Linked DNA regions of Homo sapiens: region 2 is linked to region 1. Evidence: chromatin loops called from intact Hi-C (ENCODE). Cell type or tissue: endothelial cell of umbilical vein. All regions are shown on one strand.

Region 1 (8,000 bases):
CCCCCCATCATTGTTTTTTTAAATTAACCTGTTAGATTATTGCCCTAAGTGATTTCTAGTTTGCTTATTATAATTTCTGTCTTCCTACTTTTTGAATTTCTCCAAATTGCTGTAAATAGAGGAAACTGGTTTTGGACCCTGTAATTTTGGGGGACCAGCAGGGGTCCCCCTCGTCTGTCCAGCCTTTGGTAGATTTGGCCTTTGTTTTAACCTCAGAAGTCTGTTTGACTTATCCCCTTTTATCATAAGCATCTAATGATTTTTTTCCTAAATTTGCATTTCCAAAGTGATGGCTTAAGCAAAGCTAGGTAGAACATTTATATCTCAAAGGCACGGAACTGAGACTTAAGGCTTGAATACCATCATTTGCCCAAATCAAGAAAGAAGGTCATACTTTAAGGCCTACTTAAGGCAAAATGGCCACTGTGATATTGTGATATATTGCGATATAAATTTAAACCAGTGTCTTTTCCATTTTGAGAGTTTCAAATGACTGGATCCTTCCTCTGTTCCTGGTACAGAGAGGCTGACAACTTTACGAATGTGGATTTTTTTTAATTGATGTAAATTTCTTTTACAAAAGGATTTCAAAATAGCCAGCTAAATGCCAGAAAAGTGTATAGTCGGCCCTCTGTATCTGCTTCTGCATCCATGGATTCCACCAACCATGGATCGAAAACATTCAGGAAGAAAAAAACAATACAATCGTAAAGAGTCATACAAATAAAAATACAGGATAACAATCATTTACATAACATTCACATTGTGTTAGGTATTATAAGTAATGTAGAAATGATTTCAAGTATACAAGAGGATGTACGTAGTTTATATAATACGCCGTTTTACATAGGAGACTTGATCATCTGCAGATTTTACATCTGCAGGAAGTCCTGAACTAATCCCCTGTGGATATTGAGGAATGACTGTATTTGAGAGACCAATTTAGTTCAATAGGTGGTCTCTTTGCAACTTAGCTTCTGTTTCTTAGCTAAAATTACTAATTCAGGGCAGAGCTCATTAACAAATAGGGCAAAGAAACTATTTTGTGGCCGGGCGCGGTGGCTCACGCCTGTAATCCCAGCACTTTGGGAGGCCGAGGCGGGCGGATCACGATGTCAGGAGATCGAGACCATCCTGACTAACAAGGTGAAACCCCGTCTCTACTAAAAATACAAAAATTAGCTGGGCGTGGTGGCGGGTGCCTGTAGTCCCAGCTACTCAGGAGGCTGAGGCAGGAGAATGGCGTGAACCCCGGAGGCGGAACTTGCAGTGAGCCGAGAGTGCGCCACTGCACTCCAGCCTGGGCAACGGTACAGAGCAAGACTCCGTCTCAAAAAAAAAACAAAAACATGAAACTATTTTGTGTGCCTGGATTCAGCATGGATAGCACTGAAAAAGATGAAGCCTTCCTTTATCTGAAGGTATACCTTTATAAACACTTTATCCAGCTTGCTTTTTGCCTTCTGGATGAGGTAAGTAGCTAAGCCAAAAGGTTAGCAGATTCAATTTTTCTTTCAATTAGTTGCTTCAGTTTTTTATTTGCCTTTTGCAAATAGTCTTTTAAAAGAGGCAATAAAATTTTTGAAACCTTCTTAGAAGCATCTGCACATCAATAGGCTTCCCGGGTGAGCCTAGTTCTGGAGCCCACATTTTAAAATGCACTTCTTAAAGTGCAGTGCCGTTCATTTGGAACCATCCACATAACGGCATTGTAATTTTAAATTATCTTCAGTAAGACTTTGCCTTTCAGGGCCTAATACTAATACATGTAAAGGTAGACATGACAAGAAAGTGGAGTACTCAATTCTTCCAAAGTTAAGGATCCCATTTTTATGTTGAATGTTGGCCTTGGCTCTCAGATCCCCTTAACCAGCTTAGCCAATGATTTTTCTTTACCTAAACATGCAAGAAAAAGAAATGATGAGGATAGGACACAAAATCCCTGCAAATTTCTGAAAGCTGGAGTTTGCACCCCCTTCAGTAATTGCCATTTACTGCCAGTTTCCCTTTGATTCTGTCAGACATCTGAGGCCTATAGCTGGATCCAGTCCAGTTAATTATTGGATCCAATCCAATCCTGGATCCAGTCCAGTTGCTTTCGTGACTTCCGAACCCAATTCAGTTAAAAAAAAATTGCTCATATAAACTAGGAGAGCTCTAGACACAACGCTGTGGAGTTCAGAACTCAAGAGAAAAACTAACCCATGACCTCCAGTTACAAACGAGAGCAGTGAGCACTTTGGGCTCCATGGATACCTCACCTGGTTGCCTGGTGTTCCTGGGGGTCATTGGAGTCTGACTTTGAGTCCCACTTGTGACACTAATCTCTTAAAAGAAAAACCTTAGACAAATAAGAGTTTAATAGAGCAAAGAACAGTTTGTGAATCGGGTAGCCCTCAGAAGCAGAACAGGTTCAGAAAGACTTTGGGGCTGCCACATGACTGGACACTTATGGACACAAAAAGGGAAGGATTGTACAGAAAACAGAAGTGACTTATAGAAACAGCTGGCTCACTTAGAGCTTGGAGTTCGCTAAAGCGAATAAATTTGAACCTGGTTTGAATACGTGGCCACCTGTGATTGACTGAAACTTGGCTGCCCTGATTGGCTGAGACTCAGTTATCTGTTACAAAGCCAAATTCCTAAATTAGATTTATGGTTTGTTTACAGAGTTAGGTTTTGGTTACATAAGGGCTTGAGTATGCAAATATGGAGGCTTTCTCAAATCACGTTTCGTTTAATTTAACACCTTCATAAATAGGATGGACTTAAGAGATCATCCCAACCTCCTTACTGTACAGATCAAGAGATGGGGGTCCGGAAAGCTGCTGATGTTCATGCTGTGAGTTTAACACCAGGAAACAACAATTTATCAGTAGAACTGTGTGTTAGTTTAAAGAAAGCAATGGCAGAATGGAGGCAGAACTCTAAGGAAAAATGAGGAAAGTGATGCTTAAGTAGCTAGCGGACCAACAGAAATGTCAGAGAAGAAATCATATTCTCTGTCTCATAGGCACCAGTATTTCCTGGGACTGTTTACTGAGTAGGTGCTTAGTGAAGATTGAATAAATGCCAACGTACAGAAAAGCAACACCAGAAATCAGAGAGTGACAACCACAGCCTTGTTTCTGCTGCCCAAATGTTAATGGGTTGACTTCCATTAAAAATCAAAGACAAAACAGGCAGCTACTTAATGGTTTGCCAGCCAAATAAAGAAGCTCATGCTGTGAGCAGCTAAGATAATAGTTCAAAGGAATGCTACCCAAGGAGGACAGGTAAGCAATTTCCAGATTCAGCCAAGGGTTCCAGGACTAACATAAGGATGTACAATTATAAAGAAAGACTGATGAGGACCTGCCCAAAGCATGTGGAGAAGGCCAAGAGGGGGTTAGGGGAGGTGCTGCAAATACCATGACAATAGAGACCACTGGGAACCTCAGAGAAAAGGGAAAAGGGGCATATATTTTCAATAAAATACTGACACATGTAAGAGAAAATGGAAATGTGAATTAGACATAAATTTATAGAAAAATAAAGCTAACATTATCTGCCTTTAATGCAGACATTTAAATTTCCAGCAGATGGAGATGTTACCACGTGAAAGAGAAGTTTGACAGGTGGACTCAGCTTCGCTTTCTAAAACATGATGGTTTGTTTCTTAGGAGTGAGACAAAGAGAAGACCCCTAAAATAGGTAGACTCCTGAGCTTTAAATAAATAATACTTTTTAAAAGAAACTTTAAGTGTTACCTGAGTTCCTAATTCAGAGGGTTAGCTTTTTAAATGATGAAAGCATTCGCCAGTTGTTTCCTTGTTTTAGAAGAATTTGGCAAAAATCATTTGTTTTCTAAGCTTTGTGTTTGGAAACAGAACAGAAAAGGATTCTGTTCGCCTCGTAATCAACATGTATTTGCATTACACTGCTTGCTACTTTAGGAGGCAAGGTTTCCGGGTTTTCTGTTTTTGTTTGTGCTGTCTTTTTCTTTTCTGGTCTCTAGAGATTCCTTTGCAGCCTATGGGCATAGGGTCAAGTTGTTTTCAGTTTGCTTGTGTTTTGTTTTAGGCTTCTTAGGACTTGGGCCGGATGCTTTTATCACGTTTGAAGAATGAATAGCTGTGCGCTGGAAACTACCTGCTAGGCATAACTCATTAACGTTAAAAAAAAAAACAGGCTGAGAGACTATAGAAAGGGATCTTTTTGACTGACATTGTTGTCTGGGTGAACTCAGGTGTTAGGGAAACATTTACATTATCTGCTCAGGATGCTGTGATTTGGTGATTCTCTCCAAACCAAATGGTACCCAAGAATCGGGGCTTACACGGGGTTTCACTGTAGACAGACAACGTGCCTTGAGATTTAAAGGGTATCATTTTTTTATAATTTGTTTTCCTTCCCTAGAGTCTTTTTCCTAATATGTATAAACAAAATAACTCAAAATTCATTCAAATGCATTTTCAGGAAAAAAGGAAATATGCTGTTTTAGATTTTAGTCTTAGAATAAATTCCAGGTGGAGGATGAATGGGTCAGTGGGTATGAATTATGTTGCCTGATATCTGTCTTACTTTCCCAAAAGCTGTACCAGTCATATGAAGATACAACTTTCATCCCGAACTTGCTTTATGTGCTGTCCTTAAAAAAGAGAGAAATCTTTCTTGTTGATTGTAAGTATATACAACAAAGGCTTAGAAGGAAATATTATGGTCTGGTCAGGGAATCTCAGGCATGTAGCTCAGAATCCTGGTCAGCACAGCTTAGGAAAAGCATCTTAAAGATTTTTTTCTCAGCCCAGAACCCCTCTTCCAAACTGCTCTAGGTTCAAGCAAAGGTTACCCTCCCTTGGCCAGGGGACCTCTTGCTGCCTGCCAGCCAGGGATGTCTGGATCTTCTTTTGATCTTATTTTCCCCCCTCAACCCAGAGCTATTTAATCTCTCCTGGGAGAGACAGAGGCATTTGTTATTTGGCCATCAACAGTTAACTGCTTTTGTGGTTTACACACATAAACAGAAGACAAATCAAAACTACACTCAGGATATCACACTTTCTCTGTAAAACCTGAGACTTTAACAAGAACTTACTTTACCTTCTTTCACATAAATCATCCCTTGAATTCATCCAGAAAGAGGCAATCAGTTTGCGTTTTTAACACTCTTGAGGGCTTCTTAAATTTCTGCTGCATAGCTGCTTGGTTTGTTCCCTTTAGCCTGTAGGTGATTCATTAATTTGCTCACCAAACCTATATGGAGTACCCACTAGGTGCCAGGTACTTTATAGTAGGAGAATGTGGGTGAAGTGATGGAAATTTATCCTTAGTAATGGGGAACACAGCAACTTTCATGCAGGCTTTATTGGTTTTGGGTCAGTAATGTCATCTTCATTTCCAAAGGACGGCTGATTTTTCCATCTACCAGAATGTGTTCCTTACTGAAAGGTCTTCTGTTGTTCAGCTCTTCCTGTATGCCCAGCTTTAGATGAAGGGGGGAAAAATAAAAACAAGAAAGCCAGTCCCTATAGGACAGAGTGGTCTGGTAGGAGATCATCTCAGCTACTCTAATTTGCTCACCAATTTTACTTACTTGTTTCATTCGAGTATTGATTTGATTCTTTGGAGAGAGTGTGTGTGTGTGTGTGTGTGTGTGTGTGTAGGGAGGGAGCAGGCTTTGGATGTTTGTATGGACTCAGGCATATTGAGTCCTTTTTTAAAAAAATTGTGATAATATGATAAAATATATATATATAAAAAACATAAAACTTACCATCCAATATGGTTTGGCTGTGTCGCCACCCAAATCTCATCTTGAATTGTAGCTCCCATAATTCCCATGTGTTGTAGGAGGTGACCCGGTGGGAGATAATTGAGTCATGGGGGTGGTTCCCCCATACTGTTCTCATGGTAGTGAATAAGTCTCATGAGATTTGATGGTTTTATAAGGGGAAACCCCTTTTGCTTGGTTCTCATTCTCTCTCTTGCCTGCTGCCATGTAAGACTTGCCTTTCACCTTCCGCCATGATTGCAAGGCCTCCCCAGCTGCATGGAACTGAGTCCATTAAACCTCTTTGTCTTTATAAATTACCCAGTCTTTATCAGCAGCGTGAAAATGGATTAATCCACCATCTTAACCATTTTTAAGTGTACAGTAGTGTTAAGTACATTCACATTGTTGTGCAACAAATCTCTAGCATTCTTTTCATCTTCCAAAATGAAAACTCCATACCCATTACACAGAAACTCCCCATTTCCCTTTCCCTTCAGCCCCTGGCAACTATTATTCTACTTTCTGTCTCTGAATTTGACTACTCTAGGTACCTCCGAGCAGCAGAATCATATGTTATTTGTCATTGTGTGACTGGCTTATTTCACTTAGCACAATCACCTCAAGGTTCATCCATGTTGTAGCACGTGTCAGAATTTCCTCTTTTTTTTTTTTTTAAGGCTGAATGATATTCCACTGTATGTTTATATCACATTGTGTTTACCCACTCATCCACTGATGGGCAGTTGATTGCTTCTACCTTTTGGTTACTGTGAATGATGTTCCTATGAATGTGAGCGTATTCATATCTCTTCAAGACTTTGTTTTCAGTTCTTTGAGGTATATACAAAGTAGTGGAATTGTTATGTGGTAATTCTATTTTTAAATTTTTGAGAAACTGTCATACTGCTTTCCACATGGCTATACTATTTTACATTCCCACCAACAGTATATATAAGGGTTCCAATTTATCCACATCCTTGCCAACACTTGCTATTTTCTGGGTTGTTTTTTTTTTTTTTTTTGACACAGAGTCTCGCTCTGTCACTCAGGCTGGAATGCAGTGGCATGATCTTGGCTCACTGCAACCTCCACCTCCTGGGTTCAAGTGATTCTTCTGCCTCAGCCTGTAGCTGGGACTACAGGCGCCCACCACCACACCCAGCTAATTTTTGTATTTTTATTAGAGACAGCATTTCACCATATTGGCCAGGCTGGTCTTGAACTCCTGACTTTGTGATCCGCCCACCTCAGCCTCTCAAAGTGCTGGGATTACAGGTTCCATTTTTGAGGGTGAAATAATAAATCAGAATGAGCAACATATTCTGGGCAATCCCTGAATTTTCAGATAAATAGAAACAAAGCAGGAAATGCTCACATTGGCCTTTATATATACCTACTATCAAAAACCAGACAGGATGGACCCAGTGAAATATAGGCCAAGGGCTTAAGAGAGCTCATATTACACTTTCTGTCTTTTGATGTTATCTGAGTTTCATGGCATTATCTGTTTTTGGCGAACGTCCATATGACTTTAGCTGGACAAGGAAACCAGGAAGGAAATAGGAAACCAAGATGGAAAGAAATATTTCCTTCCTTTACCCTTTTTTACTTAAAGGGTAAAAGTATTGGAAGATTCAGGATTGCATAGATAAGCTGTGGCAAGTTTGACTTTCCTTTACATAAGTCTACAGAGGCTAAATCCAATTTTGGATCTTGTATCTCCCTATGTCTACTTTGTCATATAGCCCTCCTTTGACGTCTAGCCCTCTGAACCCACAGTAACAGGCCTTGAATGTCCTTGATTTAAACTCGTGTCTGCATTTGTCAGAGCTCTGCCCTGAGGAGTAGTTTACCATATTGAGTTACCTAGCAATTTTCCTTGAATCCTGATCTACAGAGTAGAGTTGGAAGGGGAGTAGGAATAACTGGGATTACTGTCAGAAAAAAATCACATCCTTTCATCTCAAATATATTGGGCTTTCAAAGAAAATTTGTCTCTTTTTCCGGGCTCCTCAATTTTTAGGTAATTATGATTGGCTAAATCTTTTTTTTTTTTTTTTTTTTTTTTTGTACAGAGAGGGCCTTGTTCAGTCACCCAGGCTGGAGTGCAGTGACACGATCATAGCTCACTGCACCCTTGAACTCCTGATGCTCAAGGGATCCTCCCATCTCAGCCACCCGAGTAGCTGAGACTACAGGCATAAGCCACCATGCCGGCTAATTTTTTTTTTTTTTTTTTCTGAGA
Region 2 (8,000 bases), 370 kb after region 1:
TGGTTACACAACAGCATGAATGCACCTAATGCCCTGGAGGTGTGGGCTTAAAAGTGGTTACGATGGTCAATTTCATGCTATGTGTATTCTACCACAATCAAAAATGAAGTTTGAGAAAAGACACTAAACAAATTGTAGAACATACCTTGGGACAGGGAGAAGAAAAGAGGAAGGAGATAAGGAATTGTGCTTCCTTTCCTGGTGGGATCGGCGCATTGGCGGGCATGGGATGGCCAGTCAGAGGGTTTGCCCAGGGCAGCTGCACAGCTGTGAGAGGCACCAAGTCCAGATTCTGGATTCTCTAGGAGATCTAGGGAGTTTACCTGGGATGAGGACATGATTGGCTATCTCTGACCTTGGTTAGCGGCCTACCTCTCGGATACACTAGTTCTGCCCCACTTCCCTTGCTAGAATCCCGTGCGTACACGTTACCTGTGAACCGCATTAAAGTGTAGGTCTGAGGCAGCAGGTGTGGGGAGGAGCCAGGGATTCTACATTTATTTTCTTTCTTTTTTTTAATATTTTTATATTTTTAAATTTTTATTTATTTATTTATTTATTTATTTATTTATTTATTTTGAGACCGGGTCTCATTCTATTGCCCGGGCTGGAGTGCAGTGGTGCAATCTCAGCTCACTGCAGCCTCGACCTGCTGGGATCAAGCAATCCTCCTGCCTCAGCACCCCCTGCCCCCCTCCCGCCAACGTAGGTGGGACTATAGGTGCGCGCCACCACCCCGGCTAATTTTTTGTATTTGTTTGTGGTTTCACCATGTTGCCCAAGCTGGTCTCAAACTCCTGGGCTCAAGTGATCTGCCACCTCGGCCTCCCGAAGCCCTGGAATTGTAGGCATGAGCCACTGTGCCTGGCCACAGCCTACATTTCTAATAGGTTCCCAGGGTCTCTGAGGCCACTGGTCCAAGGACCACACTCTGAATAACAAGGCCATAAAAAAGACAGAGGAGCCCAGCCATGTTCTTGGATCTTAGGAGACACGATGCAGCCCATGAGCCCCCACCCCGTCCCCACTCCCAGCATCATGAGAACAACAACCATAGTATCTCAGACTCAAAGAAGGACCCTTTCACGCAGTTTGGGGATATCAGCAGACATGCCCCATACGGCCACATTGGCTGACTCCAACTGGTCAGTGTCCATTCTGACCGGTCAATGGCCACCATGCACCTGTTATTGAGTATTTTGAATATCACCCCTAGAGGTGTTCACATAGGTTTTCTCTCCCTCTGCGGTGTAAGATGCCCCTTCATTTTGTCCCTCTATCACCATAACAATCCACTTCCACAGGGAGTGTTATCCAGAAAGAGAGGAAGGACAAACCTGCAAATGCAGCCTTCACTCCACCTCCAGAGATGGTCCTGGAGATTCTTACCTAGCGGCTCATCTTCTTGTGTGTTCCCCACACCTCATGGCATATGGCCCCTGCCCCTTAGGCCCACGATGGCCCCAGATGGACAGCCCTTGGTGCAAATACTGAGCTTCCAAGATGAGCATCTGACTGTGCCCCCAGTCCCAGGAGCAGACACTAATTTGGCCATCTGGGAGGCTCTAACCAAAGAGAAACAGATGGAGAGTAAGTGCTGATCTGGCCACTGACTCAAGCTTCTGCCCTAAAGCTGAGTCCAGGAGAGCTCATCCTAGTTCTTCGGTGTATCCCTATTTTCCAAGCCTCCCATCCCAAACATTAGCGCATGGTACTGCGGAAACAGTGGGGGAAGGTGTTTGTGAGCTCAGCCTCCTTGCCAGCATGAGGAATCCTCTGCAGTGCCCCTGACATAGGTCACAGCTCTTGCCCAAACCCTTTATCAGAAATTCACCCTGTGTCCAGACAATTACATCTATTTCTTGTACAGCTCAAGGTGTCAAGAGGTCTCCTTTTACAGTTAACCAAAGTGTTTCTTACTAAGTCCCACTGTCCTTTAGAAAAGGACAGCCCTACAGCCATTGGGGAACCCCTTCCACTTTCTCCAGGCTAAAAATATCTAGTTTCCTCAACTAATCCTTTTGTGCTTCAGTTTCTGAACTCATTCGTGTTCTCAGTAAACTTGATGGATTTCCTGTATCAGCAAATGGATGAAAAGAATGATGCTGGACTTTCATTTTTATATTGGAATGATTCTTTTTCTTAAAAATGTTGGCTTTTTTCTGGTTAAAAAGTAACACAGTATTGTTTTAAGAATATGAGAAATTTGGAAAAGTATGCTCCAAACCTCTTCACCAAAAGAAAATTTGAGATTAAGCTATACTTCAAGTTTTTTCTTCTCATACATACTTTACCTACATAGCTTTTTTTCCTCATACGTATTTTAAAGATATAAATGTATCTTTATATCATAATGTATGTATAATTTGGTCACCTCTTTTCACTTAATTATTATAAGCATAAAATCTTTAAAACATGATTTTTATTATAATAAGCTATAGAACTATATAACTGAAACAATCTCCTATTTCTAAATGTTTGGGATTTTCTAGTTTTTATTTTTATTTTTATTTTTATTTTTATTTTTGAGACCAGGTCTTGCTCTGTTGCCCAGGCTGGACTGCAGTGGCACAATCATGGCTCACTGAAGCCTTGACCTCCTGGGCTCTAGTGATCCTCCCTCCTCAGCCTCCTGAGTAGCTGGGATTACAGTTATAAGCCTCCATACACGGGTGATGTTTTACTGTTTAAAACAGAATATTTTAAAAGACTTCAGTAAGTGTTCTTGTGCATAAATCTTTATATGCACCTCTTCTTATCTCTGTAAAATAGTGGGGGCGTGGAATCATGTTAAATTATGGGAAAATATTATGAATGCTTTTTGAACTCTTAATACATTTTAGCTAATTGTTCTCCAGAAAGATTATTTCGGTGTAGTCTTCCAAGCAGCAACTGAGAGCGCTTTTACAGTCATTTTGTTGCCATGATTCTTTAGTTTGTAAATTCCATGTCTCTACATTTGCCACTCTCTGAAAAGGCAGGGGGCACAGAGCACAATACGTACAGAGAAAAAACAACTCTGTGGGGAAAATAGCTGCAGTGGTTCATTCCTCTGTGTGTCTCCCACATTTATTTAGAACAGTAAAAAGCTACATGTAAATTTTCCAAAGATTTCCACTCTACCTATTTCCTCTCCAATAATGACTTGCAGATTTCCCCTTAAAGTAATTTTGCTTTGCATTTCAACATAAGTTCTTGCCGAATCTAGCTTGGCTTAAAATTATAAATAGAGCAAAGAATGAGCACTTTATTCTATTCAGGGAACTCTTTCGTTCGTTTTGGAAAAGATGTTCTAAATCATGCAAGTTGGGTGCTATGGTGTAAGTAAATAATTTTTGCCTTATCTACCCTCAGAATAGATCATGAATTCTAAATGTTCATGCTTATTTTAGAGTAGATGAGTGGGAAGGGAGTACTATTGGGTTTAAGAAACGCACATTGGCTTTGGTATCATCTCCATGACCATCACTTATTTCGTATTTGACCCTGAGCCAGCTACTGATTCACCGAGCTTCAGTTTTTTCAACTGTAACATTGCTGAGTAACCGCTGCAGTAATATATTTGAAGCTATGACCTAGATGAGGTTGGCACAGTGGGAAGGATTTCCTGTGGGCTGCTTCATTCTTCTTCAGCTGCGTGTTACCAGGGGCCTTTGGGCCACCAGTTGGTCTTAGAAAAGGTTCAGCCCCTGGAATGACCAGCGGATGGCAGTCTTCCACTTTTGAATAGTTGCTTTGTGTAGAAAATGGCCTCGTTAAGCTTTAGTCTGAACTATGAAATTTTTTATTACTGGGAATAAACACGTGTTGAGCACCTGTTACATGCCAGTCATGAACGAGACACAGCTTCCGACTCAATAAGCTCAAGAGGGAGAGACCAAAGAAAATTAAAGTTCGCAAACACTTAAGAGTACAGAGTGTGTCTTATTGCCCAATTTAAAATTAATTAATCTTTACCTAAGTGAATTGAGGTTGTAACCCCAGTCTGAATCTTCTGTTAAACTTCTAGGGACACAAAGTTTCTTCTGGCTTAATGACTCACCTTAAAAACATCTTTTCAGCTGCTTGTACTTGAGAGTGGGCCTTATCAGAAGTAAGCATCGTTGACTTTTCAGTTCTACAAATCAATGATAGGTTTAAGCCCATGTGCAATTTTTAATCACAACAGGAAAAAAACACTTTTAGAAAGTCCACCAGCCTTAGTTTGGTAACACCTAATTTCTAAGAAAGTTTTCCAGGAAAAAAATACTGAATCATTTAAATTATAAGAAATGATGCATAAAGCTGAAGTTCAAGAATAGTCATTACAGCCTTATAGTCCCTTAGGGGCCAGTTGGGCCAAGTTTAGGATTTAACTGTTGCTGGAATGAGAAGGCAGTCCCCACCAGAGGGTTGCTTAGGAATTCCATGTGTTTCTGTGTTTTATCAGCCCAGAAGTTCAATTACGAGTCATGTCCTCTTCTGACTAGCAAAGCAGATTTGGTCCTTTTAGGAACATCCTTTAAGGACAGTGGGTGGGTGTGGTTTGGAGCCTCACCTGGAAGGTTAGTCCCCACTCCCTGGTAGGGACTTCTCCTTCCCCTTGCTTCTGCTGACAGGCTTCCTGGACCAGGTCGTGAGTGGGGAGCTCCTTTCATGTTTACACTTGTTGGGCTTTTCACTGAAGGTGTTGTAATAAAATGAAACTCCTCTACAGGCCTCATCCATGTGATGTCCTCCCATTGGGCACTGGCATGGTCCTTCATATTCTTCTTTTAAATTAGGTATATGGGGATGTGAAGACACTTTCCCAAATGTATGTGCATTACTTGGTTTTGAAAGCAGAAAATTAAGTTAGCTAGTCAGATGGAAATTACTTGGAAACAAGTAGCCTAAGGGTTGGAAACATGAAGATAACTGAAATTCTGTTTACCTTTTATTCTTTTTTTTTTTTTTTTTTTTGAGATGGAGTCTCACTCTGTCACCCAGGCTAGAGTACAGTGGCATGATTTCGGCTTACTGCATCACTGCAACCTCCACCTCCCGGGTTCAAGCGATTCTTCTGTTTCAGCCTCCCAAGTAGCTGGAATTACAGGTGCACACCATCATGCCCAGTTAATTTTTGTATTTTTAGTAGAGATGGGGTTTCACTATGTTGGCCAGGCTGGTCTCAAACTCCTGACCTCAGGTGATCCACCTGCCTCAGCCTCCGAAAGTGCTGGGATTACAGGTGTGAGCCACCACACCTGGCCTACATTGTATTCTTTACAAGAGTATTTAAATGTCTTGAGTTTTAAAGTTAGGAAGAAAACCAGATCATACATGGCTGAAACAAACAAACAAACAAACAAACAAACAAATCCTTTAGCCTAGAATATTCCAATTATTGTAACAAATTTTAAGCTAAAGGACTGAGTCATTGTCCCAGATTTCTAATAGCAATCTAGCAAAATAGCAAAGGACATGAAATATGCAAATAGCAAAATAGCAAAGGACATGAAAAATGTCTGCAAACCTGTAGGGGAGGAAAAATGTTTCCTCTGCATTCTTAGGTTCTCTGGCTGCAGTCTGTGAATTAAGCTGACAAAAGATTAACAGATAAAAAGCATACCAATTTTGTTTGATGTTAATATTTTTGTAGTGGCATGGGGGGCTTCATAGGAAAGAAGTGACAACCCCAGAGAAGCAGTTAGACTTGAGGGATTATATACCATTTTAACAAAGGGTGATAAACTATGGAGAAGTGATTAGACAAAGGAAAGGGGCTGGGGCTTCTAGGGACAGTAAATTGTGAGAAATTGACTAAGAAAAATATGGGGGAAATTGACAGAAGATAAGGGTCCTTTTATTAAAGTTTATTTGTGCAGACTTGTCTTGGAGTCAACTCCCCATCTCCAGTGATAAGAATCTTCTCTTCTTCCTAGCACTGGGAGGGCACCCTTCTCATGGGAAATTTATGCCCTGGTTTTAGGCAGAAATGGGGAAGGCAGAGAGCTCTTCCTGCATCTGCTATTTCTCAATAGCCTTCAGCTCAAAATAATCAACATGCCAAAGCAACATATTTTGGGGTGGCATGTTCTGATCCCCTTCAAGCCCTTTGCTCCAGAGGGAGTTTCTTCCCTAAGGGGTCAAGCCCAGCTTAGCAGTGGAAAGGTAAATGTTTGATCGCTCATGCTGGCATGTGATTTTACAAGACTAGATGTCAGCATACAAAAATGAAAGTGGAAATTTTGATAAGGAAATGAGGTTGTAAGGATTGTTTTTCCCTTTTCTCAATTTTTATTTAAATTCTATTGCTTTATTTTCTAAAATAATACGGGTAGAACTCAAACATTGACTCTATTTTTAAGAAAAGACCCAGAAACCCTTAGAAAGGGCTTTGGTCATGTGCTAAAGGGCCACGTCTAGGATTAGAAAGTGCTAATAGATAAGAGAAATGAACAAGGCAGGGCCCAAGTCTATATGCAACTGATATTCATGGATTTACTCATGAATAAGACACTGACCTGAGAAAGAATTAGAGATGATTCGTTAGTTCCTGCTCTCACCAAGCCTGCTTCAGCAAAGACAAAAAAAAAAAAAAAAAAAAAAAAAAAGACAGGACACAAATAACCATAATACAAAGGCAGGAAGCAGCACATAGAGTGCCATGAGAATTCCAAGGCTTGAAAGAACATCTTAAATTGGACACTCAAGATAGTCTTCACAGAGGACAGAGGAGAAGGTATTTGAGGTGAGCCTTAAAGGCTTCTGATCTGTCCAGTGAAGGGAAAGAGCATTCTGGGTGGAGGGAATGACAGGGGCAAGGGCTCTGTGAGCCTTTTATGTGATCAGGGAATAATAGCCACTCTGAGTCTGTCCAGAAGGAGGTATGGGGGATAGGATAATAGGAAATTAGTCTAGAAGAATTGGGTCAATTGGGGCCATATTATAGAAAACCCTTAATGCTAGAAGTCCATATGTGACTTCTGTTAGGAATGGGATAACTTCAGAGGGAATTTTTAGCATGGAGTTCTCAACACCTGGCAGCCCAATGCATTGGAAAAGCTGGTGAGGTTGAGCAAGAAGCTACAGCCACAGTCCAGGGTAAGAAAGTAAACTGTGCTGGGAACCATGGATGGAAAGGGGCAAGACAGGTTAGAGAAATGTGGCAGAACTAGAGTCTGTGAGACCTAATGATTGTCTAGATGTTGGAAGCAAGAGGGTAGGAGAATAGTCAACTTTTAAATCCAGGTAGAAACTTGAAAGCAAATCAGAAAAATAAAAGGAGGAATGGTAACGGTGGTGAAGGTGTACATGCTGGATTCAAGGTATCTGTAGGACACCCAGATAAGGACGCCCCAAAAATGTTTGAAAAGATAAAGTTTAGGTGTGGTGGCACACACCTGTAATCCCAGCACTTTGGGAGGCCGAGGCAGGCGGATCTCTTGCGCTCAGGAGTTTGAGACCAGCCTGGGCAACATGGCAAAATCCCGTCTCTACAAAAAAATACAAAAATTAGCTGGACATGGTCGTGAGCACCTGGAGCTACTCAGGAGGCTGAGGTGGGAGGATCACTTGACCCCAAGAGGTTGAAGCTGCAGTGAGCTGAGATCACGCCACCTGGGTGATGCAATCCTATCTGGGTGACAAAGCGAGAACCTGTCTCGAAAAAAAGAAAAGACACGATAAGATGAGAACCAAAATAAGGGCACATTCCAACGTATGGCAAGACAGATGGAAAATGCTCTATGAGCTTTGGGCTGTGACTCAGGAATGTTTTCACTGTATCCTAGGAGAGGACAGTGTGATTGTAGTAGAAAAATCACTAATAGATATTTGGCTTTAAGTGAAGATTTTATCCCTATGAGGCTTAGTTTCTCTATCTTGGAGTGGGAATGTAGGGGTTGAAGCCCCTTATACCATTTACTGGGCACCTCCCATCTGCAAAGCACATTATACAGTCTCCATAGCCCTGTCAGAAATGTGTTTCTATGCCAGTTGTCTAGATGAGCATGCCAAAGGTAGGAGGGGCTGGGTCA

Evidence for each region. Peaks named below come from ENCODE experiments on the same cell type or tissue, not always from the same donor. Only the 100,000 strongest peaks of a DNase experiment are listed, where the experiment ranks them.
Region 2: it touches region 1 in a loop (8-fold over the local background); 2 of 110 quality-filtered maps call a loop at or near these places.

Annotation. Positions count from the first base shown.
Region 1 is chr15:71,383,051-71,391,050 of GRCh38, forward strand. The region is part of intron 6 of THSD4 (thrombospondin type 1 domain containing 4); the gene reads left to right. Among named protein-coding and RNA genes, the nearest start is that of THSD4-AS1, 200 kb to the left of the region's middle. RefSeq lists enhancers at 2,938-3,472, 3,536-4,429. In endothelial cell of umbilical vein, a CTCF peak has its summit at 3,589 (motif pointing right); DNase peaks (open chromatin) are centred at 2,071 and 3,591.
Region 2 is chr15:71,749,159-71,757,158 of GRCh38, forward strand. All of the region lies in intron 14 of THSD4 (thrombospondin type 1 domain containing 4), which reads left to right. Among named protein-coding and RNA genes, the nearest start is that of NR2E3, 57 kb to the right of the region's middle. In endothelial cell of umbilical vein, a CTCF peak has its summit at 3,694 (motif pointing right); a DNase peak (open chromatin) is centred at 3,693; H3K27ac peaks cover 1,438 bases.